2 separate regions of the Homo sapiens genome follow, and region 1 is linked to region 2. The links are chromatin loops, found by intact Hi-C in ENCODE. Cell type or tissue: PC-9. All regions are shown on one strand. Each heading gives the region's core, and the rest is flanking DNA. Links, peaks and the distances in the headings are about the cores only.

Evidence for each region. A loop is a pair of places that touch in the nucleus more often than their neighbours do. Peaks named below come from ENCODE experiments on the same cell type or tissue, not always from the same donor. Only the 100,000 strongest peaks of a DNase experiment are listed, where the experiment ranks them.
Region 1: it touches region 2 in a loop (17-fold over the local background); 1 of 110 quality-filtered maps calls a loop at or near these places.

Annotation. Positions count from the first base shown.
Region 1 is chr2:71,097,107-71,104,978 of GRCh38, forward strand. No RefSeq gene overlaps it. Among named protein-coding and RNA genes, the nearest start is that of MCEE, 29 kb to the right of the region's middle. RefSeq lists an enhancer at 5,944-6,754. In PC-9, for the core only: CTCF peaks have their summits at 3,552 (motif pointing right) and 3,757; no DNase peak of the experiment used is centred there.
Region 2 is chr2:71,019,502-71,027,373 of GRCh38, forward strand. It overlaps the pseudogene OR7E91P. Among named protein-coding and RNA genes, the nearest start is that of TEX261, 29 kb to the left of the region's middle. In PC-9, for the core only: a CTCF peak has its summit at 4,186 (motif pointing right); DNase peaks (open chromatin) are centred at 4,310 and 4,560; H3K4me3 peaks cover 1,077 bases; H3K27ac peaks cover 1,710 bases.

The DNA of each region.
Region 1 (7,872 bases), core at 1,576-5,575, 77 kb after region 2:
CCCAGCACTTTGGGAGGACGAGGCAGATGGATCACTTGAGGTCAGGAGTTGGAGACCAGCCTGGCCAACATGGTGAAATCCTGTCTCTACTAAAAATACAAAAGTTAGCCAGGCATGATGTCGCCCTGTAGTCCCAGCTACTCAGGAGGCTGAGGCATGAGAATCGCTTGAACCCAGAAGGTAGAAGTTGCAGTGAGCCAAGATCCCACCACTGCACTCCAGCCTGGGCAGCAGAGAAAGACTCTGTCGAAAAGAAAAGAAAAGAAGGAAGGAAAAATAAAGGAAGGAAGGAAAGAAGGAAGGAAGGAAGGGAGGGGGGGAGGAATAGAAAAAGAAGAGCAAATTAAACCCAAGGTAAGACGAGAGAAGGAAATAATGAAGATCAGAGTGAAAGTCAGTACAATAGAAAACAGAAAAATAATAGAGACAATCAATGAAATCAAAGTCTCGTACTTTGAGATCAATATAATTGATAAACCACTCATCAGACATTATCACACAGTTATTGAGAAGTTTCTGTGAGTCTAGAATCTGAATGTGACCTCAAGGTGTGCAGTCAAGGTGTCAGCTGAAGGCTCAACTAAGAGAGAATGTACTTTTTTTTCTTTTTTTTTTTTTTTTGAGACTGAGTCTCACTGTATTGCCCAGGCTGGAGTGTGGTGGCACAATCTCCGCTCACTGCAACCTCTGCCTCCTGGGATTGATTCCCCATCTCAATGAATGATTCCCCATCTCAGCCTCCTGAGTAGCTGGGATTACAGGCGTGTGCCACCATACCCAGCTAATTTTTGTATTTTTAGTAGAGACGGGTTTTCATCATGTTGGCCAGGTTGGTCTCGAACTCCTGACCTCATGTGATCCACCAGCCTCGGCCTCCCAAAGTGCTGGCATTACAGGCGTGAGCCACCGCACCCAGCCTGAGAGAGAATGTACTTCTAAGCTCATGGGGTTGTTGGCAGGACTCAGTTATTCCCAGGCAATTGGACTGAAGGCCTGAGCTCCTCACTGTGGGCTGGAAACCTCCCTCAGTTCTTGGCCACACGCACCTCTCCATGGGGCAGTCCACAACATGTCAGCTGGCTAGAGCAAGCCAGCAAGTGTGGGAGTGGAACAACACCAGCAAGACAGAAGCCAGAGTCTTTATGCAACCAAATCTCAGCAGTAATATCTCATCGCCAGTGTCACATTCTGTTGGTTAACTGGATGATCAAAATAAGACTTTCATGCATAAAAAATATATAAAATTTGTAAAGTTATGTGGGAGAGTTGGAATGGAAGTTAAATTTCAATAGGTAAAATGCACAAGGTACAATTTCTGACCCTTAATGAAGAGCTTGTTTATGGTATTTTATTTTATTATTTATTTATTTATTTATTTATGAGACAGAGTCTCACTCTGCCGCCCAGGCTGTAGTGCAGTGGCGTGATCTCCGGCTCACTGCAACCTCCACCTCCCAGGCTCAAGTGATTCTTTTGCCTCAGCCTCCTGAATAGCTGGGATTACAGGCGCCCGCCACTACCCTTGGCTAATTTTTATATTTTTAGTAGAGATGGGCCTATGGTAATTTGTAAGTGGATAATGGAGGGTTTCAAATTGCTATTGTATTAATATTCTACTATACATGTAAAAAGACTGATGAGACAGTTTTGTTTTAAAATGTCAGTGTTTACAGTACCCCAGAAATTATATACTTCATAATTATTTGAACTTGTGATAAAACAATTTTTTGTCACATTTGTTAAAATGAGAAAGGAGGCACACAATTTTTTCCTAGTAATTTTATGAGGTGTGCAAGTCTATAACTTTGAAGCCACTGCTCCAAACCACCATGCCATGTTGCCTGGTTGTCTTGAAGGGTATGGCCGGGCTGTTGTCTACACAACAAACATCTTAACTTCCTAAAATAGTCCTTGGCCCATCTGCTCCCCAAAGTTTGCACAGCAGTTACTCCAGCGTCTCTCTCATTGGGCCCCTCGTTGTGACTCCTGCACACAGTGTTCCTCTCTTGTTCTCCAGCTCAGCGGCCCCTGCACTCTGCTCCTGACTTCTGTCCCTCAGGGCGCCCCTGAGAGGCAGGGCCTGGTGTCCCATTCTGACAGCTTCTCTCCCGCGGGAGTAGCCCCTGAAGTCCTGCACAATGACATTTCTCATTTTATTTCATGTGGATTGGGGAGTCTTGATGCCTCATAGAATTGCTATTTACTGGACTGCAGAGTATGCCATTAGTCTGCACAAAGAGACATTACAAGAAAGAAAACACTATTTGAAATGTGTTCCTTATTTATCATAGGGGTGCTGTGGAGAACACTTTTTTTTTTTTTTTTTTTTTTTTTTTGAGACAGTCTCACTCTGTTGCCCAGGCCAGAGTGCAGTGGCACAATCTTGGCTCACTGCAACCTCCACCTCCTGGATTCCAATGATTCTCCTGCCTCCGCACCCAGCTGTTGAGAACATTTTCTATAAGCTCAAATTGTCTTCTTTATGGGAACCTGAGGAAAATACTCTCTCAGCTCTACTGGGTAGAGTTGGCTTGTCTTAGACAACAAGCTAACTTTTATCTTTAGGAACCCATTAAATTTGGAATTAATTGTGCTCCTGTATCTGGCTACTAAGATCAGAGACAAATGTATGGCTGTCCTTTGGAAATTGCACAGGCACTGATAAAGTATGTTACTTGACTATCATACCCTAAATTTCTATTTACTGTGACATCTAAAATCTATTTAATTGTTGCATTGTATGTATCTTTGTAATGTACATACATACATAGTGTTGCCCTCAAATGACGAAATGTTGTATAAAATGCATTCAGAGCCAAAAGCGAGTGAAATGTTGAACTGCATTTTCCATTGTCTTCTGCTGCAGTTCATATTAAGCTGTGTTGCAGAAATGAGTACTGACTGAGAAGCCCAGCACTTTAACTGCCAAGAGTCTTGGAAGCGACATTTACTTTGGTCTGTCTCCCAACCTGCTAGCTCAAAAGACAGATTTGGGCATAGCCTGACTGATTTTGTCTTATGGGGTAGATTCACATTAACCAAACTCATTAGAGATGGATATATAAGCCAGAATTTCATATTATGAGTTTATAATGAAAGATGTATCTGTCAAGTAAACCTCAAATGCTGGCACTGACATGTTTGATGAAGATGGAATGATAACAAAGGGAGTTAATATCATGCCCAACAACAGGAATACAAAAACCCCAGGGCCCAGGACACACACATGGGATGGTGTGCTCAGGGATGGTGGTTAGAAAGGTCCTGCCAACCTCCAGCTCTCTGGGCATCTCTCTTCTGGCTCCCAGTGGATTGACCTTAATATGTCCCTTTAGTCTCATTCCAAAAGATTAAATTTTTAGTTGATAAATTATGTCTACATTGCTGTCTTCCACTTTGAGCCTCAGTCTCTATTCTCATCACCTTAACAGGAGTTTGGGGATAATGACTTAGTCAAACATTTGAAAACAATCTCTTGGTTTATTCCCTGAAAAGGATCACCAATCACTTCCATTCCTTGTAGCTGTTCCATGTGTACCCGGCAGAGGGCGACCCTACTTCCCTCATCCCCAGGTTCTCAGGAGGCACTTCTTGGAACCTCAGCAAAAACATGGCAGCCGTCTTCCCTTACTAAAACTATTTCTTGTTGTTTATAAAAATCTAGAATAAATTTGGCTTTTAAATAACTAAGGTTTAAATTAAAACTGAGAGGTAGCTTTCTGAATACAATATGCATTTTAAAATAAAATATATGTCCAATGGGTGAAAGGCACAGCACTAACAGCTATTCTGGCTTAAAACTCAGCAGATTCATATGATCTATACTAGCACACCTATAGTGCTGGTAATCTGTGTCACATTTATAGGTCACCTTGAGACACAGAAACCTGTTGTTTCTGTAACCTCCAGGTGAATATGGTTGTCTGACTGAAGAGGACATATAAATTCATAAAGCTCTCAGTTCATCTTGATAATTTTATAGCTGCTTCAACATTTCTGAGACAGGTAACTTGGAATACATTTTGGCAGAGATATAGGAAAAAAAGTTTACTCTCTTACCCCAGACTCCAAGGATACTTTTCAAGACTAGATCTCTTTCATTAAAATGTTACTTCTGGAGGCCATGGAGGGTGGATAACTGTGCCCGCCACCATGCCCAGCTAATTTTTTTGGATTTTTAGTAGAGAAGGGGTTTCACCGTGTTAGCCAGGATGATCTCGATTTCTTGACCTCGTGATCCGCCCGCCTAGGCCTCCAAAAGTGCTGGGATTATAGGCGTGAGCCACTGCGCCCGAGTTAGTCAGCCATGAGTACTTGGTCTTCTGTTCTGTATTTGATACTAATTAGAGCTTCCTCACGTAATTTTGAGGGTTTTTGTCTCATTTTTATGGTCAACTGTACTTTATTGGAATGCTTTCAGTTTCAAGTTACCAAAACCTCAACTCGAACTGACTTCAAAAAATAAAGAAATTAGCCCATATAAAAAGCAGTTCAGAGAGGGTGATTTCAGGACTGAATAATCCAGCAGATTAAAATGCCATTGAAATCCTGATCTAACATGTAAGGACTTCAAAGATGCCATTCCATCCTAGTACGTCAAAAGCTGGACAAACTGAAAAATAAACAACTCTTCTCAGGTCTGTCAGGGAAGTGAGGTCACAGGGCAAACTGTTGCCCCCAGACAGAGAAACAGACAGCTGGACACAGAGAACCACAATTTACTGGGGAGGAAACTCACAAGCAGAAAGCTTTGTGGGAACCATTCCAGGGCAGGAAAGCTGCCCTGTAATTGACAAATCGTTTGTGGTTCTGTATGGACAAGTCTATGAGTTAAAAACTCCAACATGACTCAGTCATAGCCCCCACCCCCACTGCTCTCTTGTGACTTTTTCCTCTGGGACCTCTACCAGGTTCTTCCAGTGCATAGCAGAAAAATCCCTTCTGGCTTCCAGCAGAAAGAGTGGGAAGTAACCATTTAAAAAAATATACCAGAGCATTCTGTTCTTTTTTTTTACTTTGAGACAGAGTTTTGCTGTGTCGCCCAAGCTGGAGTGCGGTGGCACAATCTCAGCTCATTGCTACCTCCGCCTCTTGGGTTCAAGCGATTCTCCTCCCTCAGCCTCCTGAGTAGCTGGGACTACAGGCACGTGCCACCACATCTGGCTAATTTTTGTATTTTTAGTAGAGACGGGGTTTCGCAATGTTGGTCAGGCTGGTCTTGAGCTTCTGACCTCGTGATCCGCCCGCCTCGGCCTCCCAAAGTGCTGGGATTACAGGTGTGAGCCACCGCGACTGGCATTCTGTTCTTTCTTAAAAGGCCTGTCCTCAAGATAAACTAGTTTACCAGAGCCTAACCTATTGGTGTTTTATCTGGGTCTAACTTACCTAGGGGAAGGGATACCCAACTTCAGCCCCCCATCCCACCTAAGGTGGGGAAAAACTGACAGGCACTTCAAAATTTATAGCTTAGGTACACAGGGTCACTAAAAGACTGACTTAATCGTAGGACTATGACCCATCAAGCACATACAAACACATTAGTAATAAAGACCTATTTACCAGAGTTCCTTTTCACCCAGCCCATTATGTCCAATTCTCAATAAAAAATTACAATGCACACTAAAAGGCAAAAAACACAGTTTGAAGAGACAGAGCAAGCATGGAACCAGACTTAGACATGCAAAGGATGTTGGAATGATCAGACTGGGAATTTAAAACAACTTTAATTGCTTAATTAAATTAATATGCTAAGGGCTCTAATGAAAAAATTGGACAAACTGCAAGAACAGATAGATAATGTAAGCAGAGAGATATAAATTCTAAGAAAGAATGAAAAAGAAATGCTAGGTATCTGCTATGGTTTGGGTATTTGTCTCCTCCAAATCTCAAGTTGAAATGTGACCCCCAGTTGTTGGAGGTGGGCCTGGTGGGAGGTATACGGATCCTGGGGGTGGGTGCCTCATGAATGGCGTAGCACCATCCCCTTGGTGATGAGTGAGTTCATGAGAGATCTCATTGTTTAAATGTGTGTGGCACCGCCCTCCTTGCTTTCTTGCTCCTGCTCTTACCACGTGACATTCCTGCTCCAACTTCACCTTCTGCCAAGTGTAAAACTTTCCTGAGGCCCTCACCAGAAGCCAAGCAGATGCCAGCACCACACTTCCTGTAAAGGCTACAGAACTATGAGCTAATTAACTCTCTTTTCTTTATAAATTACTCAGCCTGAGGTATTCTTTATAGTAATGCAAAGACAGCCTAACACACAATCAAAACTGCTATAAACAACAATGAAGAATGCCTTTGATGAGCTCAAGGTGATAGTGACAGCAGGCAGCCAAATTCCTGGGCAGATAGGGGTGGATCTCCAGTGAAACCCCACCTCCAAGCTGAAGACAGTTGAAAGCCTGAAAGCCAAGCTACAGGTTAAATCCTCGGAACGGATTGAGAAATCATCTTCCTGTTTGGCATGCTTTCCTCTGATTGGGCCCCACCCTTCACCTATTTTACATATACCTATCCTTTTCTAATAGGTTTTCTACACTGTCATGCCCACCTTTGAGTGGAGGCTTCACTTTAACCTTTCTTGCATACACACAAACCAATCAGCATCCACCCCCCTTCCTGTGCCTATAAAGACCCCAGACTCAGTTGGAAGAGGAGGAGATGGCCTGACTTTGGGGAAAAGATGACTTAACTCCAGGGAAGACGACCTGCCCTTCCCATCTCCTCTCCAGCTCCCCTCTCTATTGAGAGCAGTTTTCATCACTCAATAAAATTCTCTGCCTTCACCTTCCTTCATTTGCATGATCTCATTCTTTTTGGAAACCAGACAAATGCTCAGGACCCATGGAATTCAAGTCCCCAGAAAGGCTGTCACATCAGCCCTTTGTGCTTGTCAGTGCAGGGCAGCCACCCCACACAACAAGGCAAGGGGCCAACTGAGCTGCTAATACACCACCGTCCGCAGTGCAGAACTAAAGGAGCACTGTAACACTTCCTTGGGACTTCAGGAAGGAAGGTTGTGGGCACCCTCACCTGGGTGCCACCATGTTCCCCTCAAGGCGACACGCCTGGTCTGTGCAGGCCCTGCACAGAGATTGCTCCTGTGTCAGTGCCTGAAGCAGCCAGCCAGAGCCTGCACTCACTCTCTCATGTTCTCCCTCCCACAAGGGGTTGAGCATGGTGGGCGGAGTAGATGGGCACCCCTTCCATGAGTCCAGCAAAGGGGCTGAGAAAAATCCTGCATCAAAGGTAACCTGAACATGGCTGAGGAAAGAATTTCTGAACTTGAGGATAAGTCAATAGAAATTTCCAAAACTAAATAGACATTTCTCAGAAGAAGACATACAAACGGCCAACTGGTATATGAAAAAACGCCCAACATCACTAATCATCAGGAAATGCAAATCAAAACCACAGAGATATCATCTCATACCTATTAAAATGGCTATTATTGGCTGGGCATGGTGGCTCACACATGTAATCCCAGCACTTTGGGAGGCTGAGGTGGGCAGATCACTTGAGGTGAGAGTTCAAGACTAGCCTGGCCAACATGGTGAAACCCTGTCCTTACTAAAAATACTAAAAATACAACAATTTACCAGGCATGGTGGTGCATGCCTATAATCCCAGCTACTCGGTCCCAGCTACTGAAGCAAGAGAATCGCTTGAACCCAGGAGGTGGAGGTGGCAGTGAGCTGAGTTATCGCTCCAGCCTGGGTGACAGATTGAGATTCTGTCTTAAAAAAAAAAAAAAAAAAAAAAAAAAAAAAAAAGCCAGGCCTAGTGGCTCACACCTGTAATCCCAGCACTTCGGGAGGCCGAGATGGCTAGATCATTTGAGGTCAGGAGTTCGAGACCAGCCTGGGCAAC
Region 2 (7,872 bases), core at 1,844-5,843:
TTGGGTGTAATATCATCCTCTTCCTCCCTGAATATTAAGAACAGTACCACGGGGGTGTTTCTACTCCCTGTGGTATCGCGTGCCATATCCTTCTCTCCCACGTTCCCATTAGAAACAATATCAGTGTGGGAGTGTCCACCTTCTGTCCTGTTGAACGTAATATCATCCTCTTCCCTCCAGGATCATGGAAACTAAATCCCTGGGGGGTGTGGACTTTCTGCCATATATGTCGTCATATCACCCCCTCCGCCTTGGAATATTATTAAGGACCATCTCACACGGGGGTGTACACTTCCTGCAATACTGGGAGTAATATCATGCTCTTCTTCCGTGAATATTAGGAGCAAAATCACCGGGTGGATGCCCACCCAGTGCTATATTGGGAGTAATATCATACTCCAGCCCCTGGAGATTATATTCGGATCAATATCACCGGCTGGGTTTACAACTACTGCGATATTGGACGTAATATCATGCTCTCTCCCTCCCTGGACATTAGGAGCAATATCACAGGTGGGTGTACACCCACTGAGGTATTAGACGTAATAGTAGGATGAATTATTCCTCATTTATTTTTAACATGAATATGAATGACCGATATTAATATTAATATTAAGAAATAATTGCTAATAAAGTTTTCAGATTAATATTAATATTAATTATTAGGAGCTAATATTACTGTTTTCTAATGAATAAGATCAATATCAGTTATTAATATCAGGCAACATTAATCATTAATATTAATCATGTATTGTTATCGTTAGTATAACTATTTAATATTATCATTATCATCGGTATTGATTTTAAAAATTATATTATCAGTTATTAATATTGATAATTATTAGTGTCAATTAATAATTGAGATTATTAATTTCGGTAAGTCGCATTGCGCCGTTCCACCCCTCCCCCGGCAGCTCCTTTACGGCCCAAAACGGGGATACAAATGTCCCCGAGAGAACAGCGGTATACTGGGATAGATGAGGATGGTCACGTGGTGGAGAGGCGTGTTTTTGGCTACCAGCCCTTCACCTCCGTCGACCTTCTCAACTGGAAAAGCAATACACCGCCCTATACCGAAAAGCCACAAGCCCTAATTGATTTGCTCCAAACTGTTATCCAGACCCACAACCACACCTGGGCTGATTGGCACCAGTTGCTCATGTTCCTCTTTAACAGCGAAGAAAGGCGGAGAGTCCTCCAAGCAGCAACTAAGTGGCTGGAGGAACATGCACCAGCTGATTACCAAAACCCCCAAGAGTATGTAAGGACCCAGTTACCAGGAACTGACTCCCCCAGTTGGACCCACATGAAAGAGAGGATATGCAAAGGCTAAACCGAGACAGGGAAGCTCTCTTGGAAGGATTAACGAGGGGAGCTCAGAAGGCCACAAACGTTAACAAGGTCTCTGAGGTCATTCAGGGCAAAGAAGAAAGTCCAGCACAATTCTACGGAGACTGTGTGAGGCCTATCGTATGTATACTCCCTTTGATCCCGATAGCCCTGAAATCAGCGCATGATTAACATGGCTTTAGTCCATCAAAGCGCAGAAGACATGCGAAGAAAACTGCAGAAACAGGCTGGGCTTGCAGGGATGAATACATCACAATTACCAGAAATAGCTAGCCAGGTGTTTGTAAACAGGGATGCAGTAAGCCGTAAGGAAAATGGCAAAGAGAATGGAGGTCAGGCCCGGCGAAACACCGACCTGTTTGTTAGCTGCAGCAATCACAGGGGGTCCCCCCAGAGAGGCAAGGGAAGGGGGGCCCTGGGAAAGAAACTCAGCTTGGCTGTCAGAGTTTGCAGCGTAACCAGTGGGCTTCTTGTAAAGAAACAGGACAGTGGAAGAACAAATGCCCTCAGCTCAAAAGAAAACAAGGTGACTCAGAGCAGGAGGCCCCGGACAGGGAGGAAGGGGCCCTGCTCAACCTGGCAGAAGGGTTATTGGACTGAGGGAGACCGGGCTCAAGCGTCCCCAAAGAGCCTCTGGTCAGAATGACAGTCGGGGGTAGAGACATTGATTTTCTTGTAGGTAGCGGTGCTGAACATTCGCTAGTAACCGCCCTGGTCGGCCCCTTATCCAAAAAGACTATTGACGTCATCGGAGCCACGGGGGTTTCAGCAAAGCAAGCTTTCTGCTTGTCTCGGACTTGTACTGTAGGAGGACGTAAAGTCATTCATCAGTTTTGGTACATGCCTGACTGTCCCTTGCCCTTTTTGGGAAGGGACTTGCTCAGCAAGCTGAGAGCCACTATCTCTTTGACAGAGCACGGCTCTTTGCTGCTAAAGGTACCCGGAACGGGAGTCATTATGACCCTTACGGTCCCCCGAGAGGAGGAATGGAGACTTTTCTTAACTGAGCCGGGTCAAGAGAGAAGACCAGCTCTGGCTTAGCGGTGGTCAAGAGTACGGGTGGAAGACATCCCTCTGGGATTGGCCAGTTAATACTGGGGCCCAGCCGGTTAGGCAAAAACAGGACCCGGTCCCCAGAGAAGCTCTTCAAGGTATCCAGGTCCGTCTCGAGCACCTAAGAACTTTTGGAATTATTGTTCCTTGTCAGTCTCCATGGAACACTCCCCTCCTGCCTGTTCCCAAGCCACGGACCAAGGACTACCGGCCGGTACAGGATTTGCGCTTGCTTAATCAAGCTACACTGACTTTACATCCAACAGTACCTAACCCATCCACATTGTTGGGGTTGCTGCCAGCTGAGGACAGCTGGTTCACCTGCTTGGACCTGAAAGATGCTTTCTTTCCTATCAGATTAGCCCCTGAGAGGCAGAAGCTATTTGCCTTTCAGTGGGAAGATCCGGAGTCAGGTGTCAGTACACTGAGTAGTGTACACTTGGACCGGGCTTCCCCAAGGGTTCAAGAACTCCCCCACCATCTTCGGGGAGGCGTTGGCTCAAGACCTCCAGAAGTTTCCCACCAGAGACCTAGGCTGCATGTTGCTCCAGTAGGTTGATGACCTTCTGCTGGGACACCCCACGGCAGTCGGGTGCACCAAGGGAACAGATGCCCTACACCGGCACCTGGAGGACTGTGGGTATAAGGTGTCCAAGAAGAAAGCTCAGATCTGCCGACAGCAGGTACCTTACTTGGGATTTACTATCCGACAGGGGTCGGAACGGAGGCCGGGATAAGAAAGAAAGCAGGTCATTTGCAATCTACCCGAGCCTAAAGGCAGAAGGCAGGTGAGAGAATTCTTAGGAGCTGTGGGGTTTTGCAGACTGTGGATCCCAAACTTTGCAGTATTAGCCAAGCCTTTGTAGGAGGTCACAAAGGGGGCAGGGACCGGGAACCTTTGGAATGGGGATCCCAACAACAGCAAGTCTTTCATGAGTTAAAGGAACAACTTCTGGCAGCCCCAGCCCTGGGGCTACCCGATCTGACAAAGCCTTTTCCATTGTATGCTTGAGAGAGAGAAAAGATGGCAGCTGGACTTTTAACCCAAAGTGTGGGGCCCTGGCTGAGGCTGGTGGCCTACCTCTCTAAACAAGTAGACGGGGTTTCTAAAGGATGGCCCCCCTGTTTGAGGGCCTTGGCAGCAACTGCCCTGCTAGTCCAAGAAGCAAATAAGCTGACTCTTAGGCAAAACCTGAACATAAAGGCCCCCCATGCTGTGGTGACTTCAATGAATACTAAAGGACATCATTGACTAATGAATGCCAGACTCACCAAGTGCCAAACTTTGCTCTGTGAAAATCCCTGTATAACCATTGAAGTTTGTAACACTCTACACCCTGCCACCTTGCTCCTGGTATCAGAGAGCCCTGTCGAGCCTGATTGTGTAGAAGTGTTGGACTCAGTTGACTCTAGCAGACCTGACCTCCGGGACCAGCCTTGGGCATCAGTAGACTGGGAACTATACGTGGATGGGAACAGCTTCTTCAACCCCCAAGGAGAGAGAGGTGCAGGGTGTGCAGTGGTAACCCTGGACACTGTTGTTGAAGCCAGATCGTTGCCCCAGGCCACTGCAGCCCAGAAAGCTGAACTCATTGCTTTCATTGGGGCCTTAGAACTCAGTGAAGGTGAGACTGTCAACATTTACACTGATTCTCGGTATGTCTTTTTAATCCTTCAAGTGCATGGAGCGTGATAGAAAGAAAAGGGCCTATTGAACTCTGGGGGAAAAGACAGAAAATATCAACGAGAAATCTTGCAATTATGAGAAGCAGTATGGAAACCCCACAAGGTGGCAGTTATGCATTGCAGAGGACACCAGCGAGCTTCCACCTTGCTGGGTTTGGGGAATTCCCACGCTGACTCAGAGGCTCGAAAAGCAGCATCTGCCCTCTTCCGGGCATCAGTGCTCCCTCAAACACCTGATCTTGGACCTACCTACTTCTTCTAAAGAAGAAAAGGACTGTCTCCAGGTAGAGGGAAGGACAAGTGATGGAGGAAGGATGGATTCGGTTACCAGATGGGAGAGTAGCTGTGCCACAGTTGCTAGGAGCTGCAGTTGTACTGGCTGTGCAAGAAACCACCCATGTAGGTCAGGAGTCACTGGAAAAGTTGTTAGGCCGGTATTTCTACACCTCGCATTTGTCAGCCCTTGCCAAAACGGTGAGGCAGCGGTGTGTTACCTGCCGACAGCATAATGTGAGGCAAGGTCCAGCCGTTCCGCCCAGCATACAAGCTTATGGAGCAGCCCCCTTTGGAGATCTCCAGGTAGACTTCAGAGAGATGCCAAAGTGTGGAGGTAACAAGTATTCACTAGTTCTTGGGTGTACCTACTCTGGGTGGGTGGAGGCCTATCCAACACGAACTGAGAAAGCTGGCCAAGAAACCCCTGTGCTTCTTCCAGATCTGATTCCTAGATTTCGACTGCCCTTACGGATCGGCTCACATAACGGGCCTGCGTTTTTGGCTGCCATGGTACAGAAGACGGCAAAGGTATTGGGGATCACACGGAAACTGCATGCCGCCTCCCAGCCTCAGAGTTCCGGAAAGGTGGAGTGGATGAATCGGACTATCAAAAATAGTGCTATACTATTGTCTTCCCCGCTGGATATTTAAAACAGCACCACAAGGGGCGTCAAACCACCTGCTAAATTTGAGGGAATGTTATCCTCTCCCCACCTCCCCCGGCCCCGGATATTAGAGACAATAACACAGGGGTAATGTACACCCACTGCTTTATTGGGAGTAATATCATCCTCTCCCTTCTTGGATATTAGGAACAATATCACACTGTGCATGTACGCCTGTCGTGAAATTCAATGGAATGTCATCCTTTGCCTCCCTGGATATGATGAACAATATCACGGGGGATGTACAACTTGTGAGATATTGGGAGTGATATCATCCTCTCCCGTCTGGAAGTTAGGGACAGTATCACAGGGGTGGTGTACACCCTCTGGGATGTTGGGACTAATATCATCCTCCCGCCCACTGGATATTAAAAACCATATCACAAGGGGCTTGTACACACACTTCGATATTGGTATTAATACCATCCTCTCCCTCTTTGGATATTCGGTGCCATATTTCAGGTGGGGTATACACCACCTGCAATATTGGAAGTAATAAGATTTTCTCCCCCCCGGATATCAGAGACAATATCACAGGGGGGTGTCAACAACCCCTGCGATATTTGGAGTAATATCATCGTCTCCCCTCATGAAGATTAAGAACAATATCGTAGGGGTGGGGGGTGTACACCCCCTTTCATATTTTATATCATCCTCTTCCCCCCTGGATATTAGGAACAATATCAGGAAGGGATGTGCAGACCCTGCGACCTTTGCTGTCATATAATTGTCTCTCCCCTAGATATTAGGAAAAATGTCACTGGAGATGTGAACAGCCCGGCAATATTGGGAGTAGTATCATCCTCTCTCCCCTTGCATATTGGGAACAACATCACAGGTGGGGTGTAGTGCCTCTGCGATATTGGGAGTAAAATTTTCCTCTCTTCCCCTGGACATTAGGAAGGGTATCAGAGGGGGACGGTGTACATTCCCTGCCATATTCAATGTAACCTTACCCTCTCCCTCCCAGGGTATTCAGAACAATAGGAAAGGAGGGGTGTACACCTCCTGCGATATTGAGAGTCATATCATCCTCTTTCGCTCTGGATATTAGGAACAATATCACAGGGTAGTGTACACCCCCTGCGATATTGGGAGTAATATCATCCTCTCTCCCTGTGGATGTTAGGAAGAGTATCACAGGGCTGTGTAAACCCCCTGTGGTACTGGGAGTAATATCATCCTCTCTCCCTCTGGATGTTAGGAAGATTTTCACAGGGGTGTGTACACCCCTGCGATATTGGGAGTAATATCATCCTCTCCACCCAGGAAATGACTAACAAGGTCACGGGGGAGTGTACTCCCCCTGCAATACTGGCAGTAATCTCGTCCTCCCCAAACCTGGATGTGAGCGACAAGATCACAGAGGGGGTGTACACACCCTGCGACATTGGAAGTAATATGATCCTCTCCCCACCTGGATATTGGGAAAGATATCACAGCGCGGGTATACATTTCCTAGGCTGTTGGGAGTAACATCATTCTTTTCCTTTCTGGATATGAGGAAGAATATCACAGGGGTGCTGTACAATTACTTCGATATTGGGAGTAATATCAGCCTCTATTTTCCTGGATATTGGGCACAAAAACACAAAAGGGTGTACAACCCCTGCGATATTGGGAGTAATAGCATACTCTCCTTCCCTGGATGTTAGAAAACAATATCATCGGGGCTGAACACCCCCCGCGATAATGGGAGTCATATTTACTCTTTCACAGGCCATTTGGAACAATATCACAGGGGGTGTTTACGAACAGGGGTGGTGTACACCCCCTGTGATATTGGGAGTAACATCATTCTCTCCACCTCCGGATATTAAGAACAATATCCCGGCGGGAGGTGGTACACCCCCAGTGATATTGGGAATAATGTCATCCTCTCCTTCCCTGGATATTAGGAACAATATCACAGCGGGGTGTACACCTTCTGTGGTATTGGAAGCAATATCATCCTCTTCCCCGCTGGATATTAGAAAAAATATCACTCATGGTGTACACCCACTGTGATATTAGGAAGAATATTACAGGGTGTACACCCACTCTGATTTTAGGAGAAATAGCTCCCTAAAATGTCACAAATAATATCACAGGGTATACAGTAATATCTCCCTAGGATATGACAGATACTATCACAGGGTGTACACCCACTGTGATAACAGGAGTAATACGTCCCAAGGATACTAATAATATCACAAGGCCGTACACCCACTATGACTCAGGGAGTGATATCTCCCTAGGATGCTACGAATACCATCACAGAATGTACACCCATGGTGTGCACCCACGGTGATATTAGGAGTAATGTCAACCCAGGACATAACCAATAACACCACAGGGAGTACAGACATGATGTACACCCACGGTGAAGTTACGAGAACTATCTCCCTAGGATAATACCAATAACATCACAGAGCGTACACACATGGTATACACCCACTGTGGCACTAGGACTAATAACTTTCTAAGATAGTACGAATAGCATCAGAGAACATAAACACATGGTGTACACCCAGTGTAACTTTAGGTGTAATTTCTCCCTAGGATGTTACGAGTAACTTCTCAGTGTGTACACACGTGGTGTACACCCACTGTGACATTAAGGGTAATATCCCCCTAGGATATGACGAGAAACATCACAGGGTGTCCACCCATGGTGTACACGCACTGTGATGTTAGGAATAATATCTCCCTAGGATATTATGAATAATACCACAGGGTGTACAGAAACTGTGATATTAGAGGTAATGTCTCTCTAGGATATGATGAATATCATCGCAGGGTGTGCACCCACTGTGATACTGGGAGCAATATCTCTCTAGGATAGTATGAATAATATCACAGA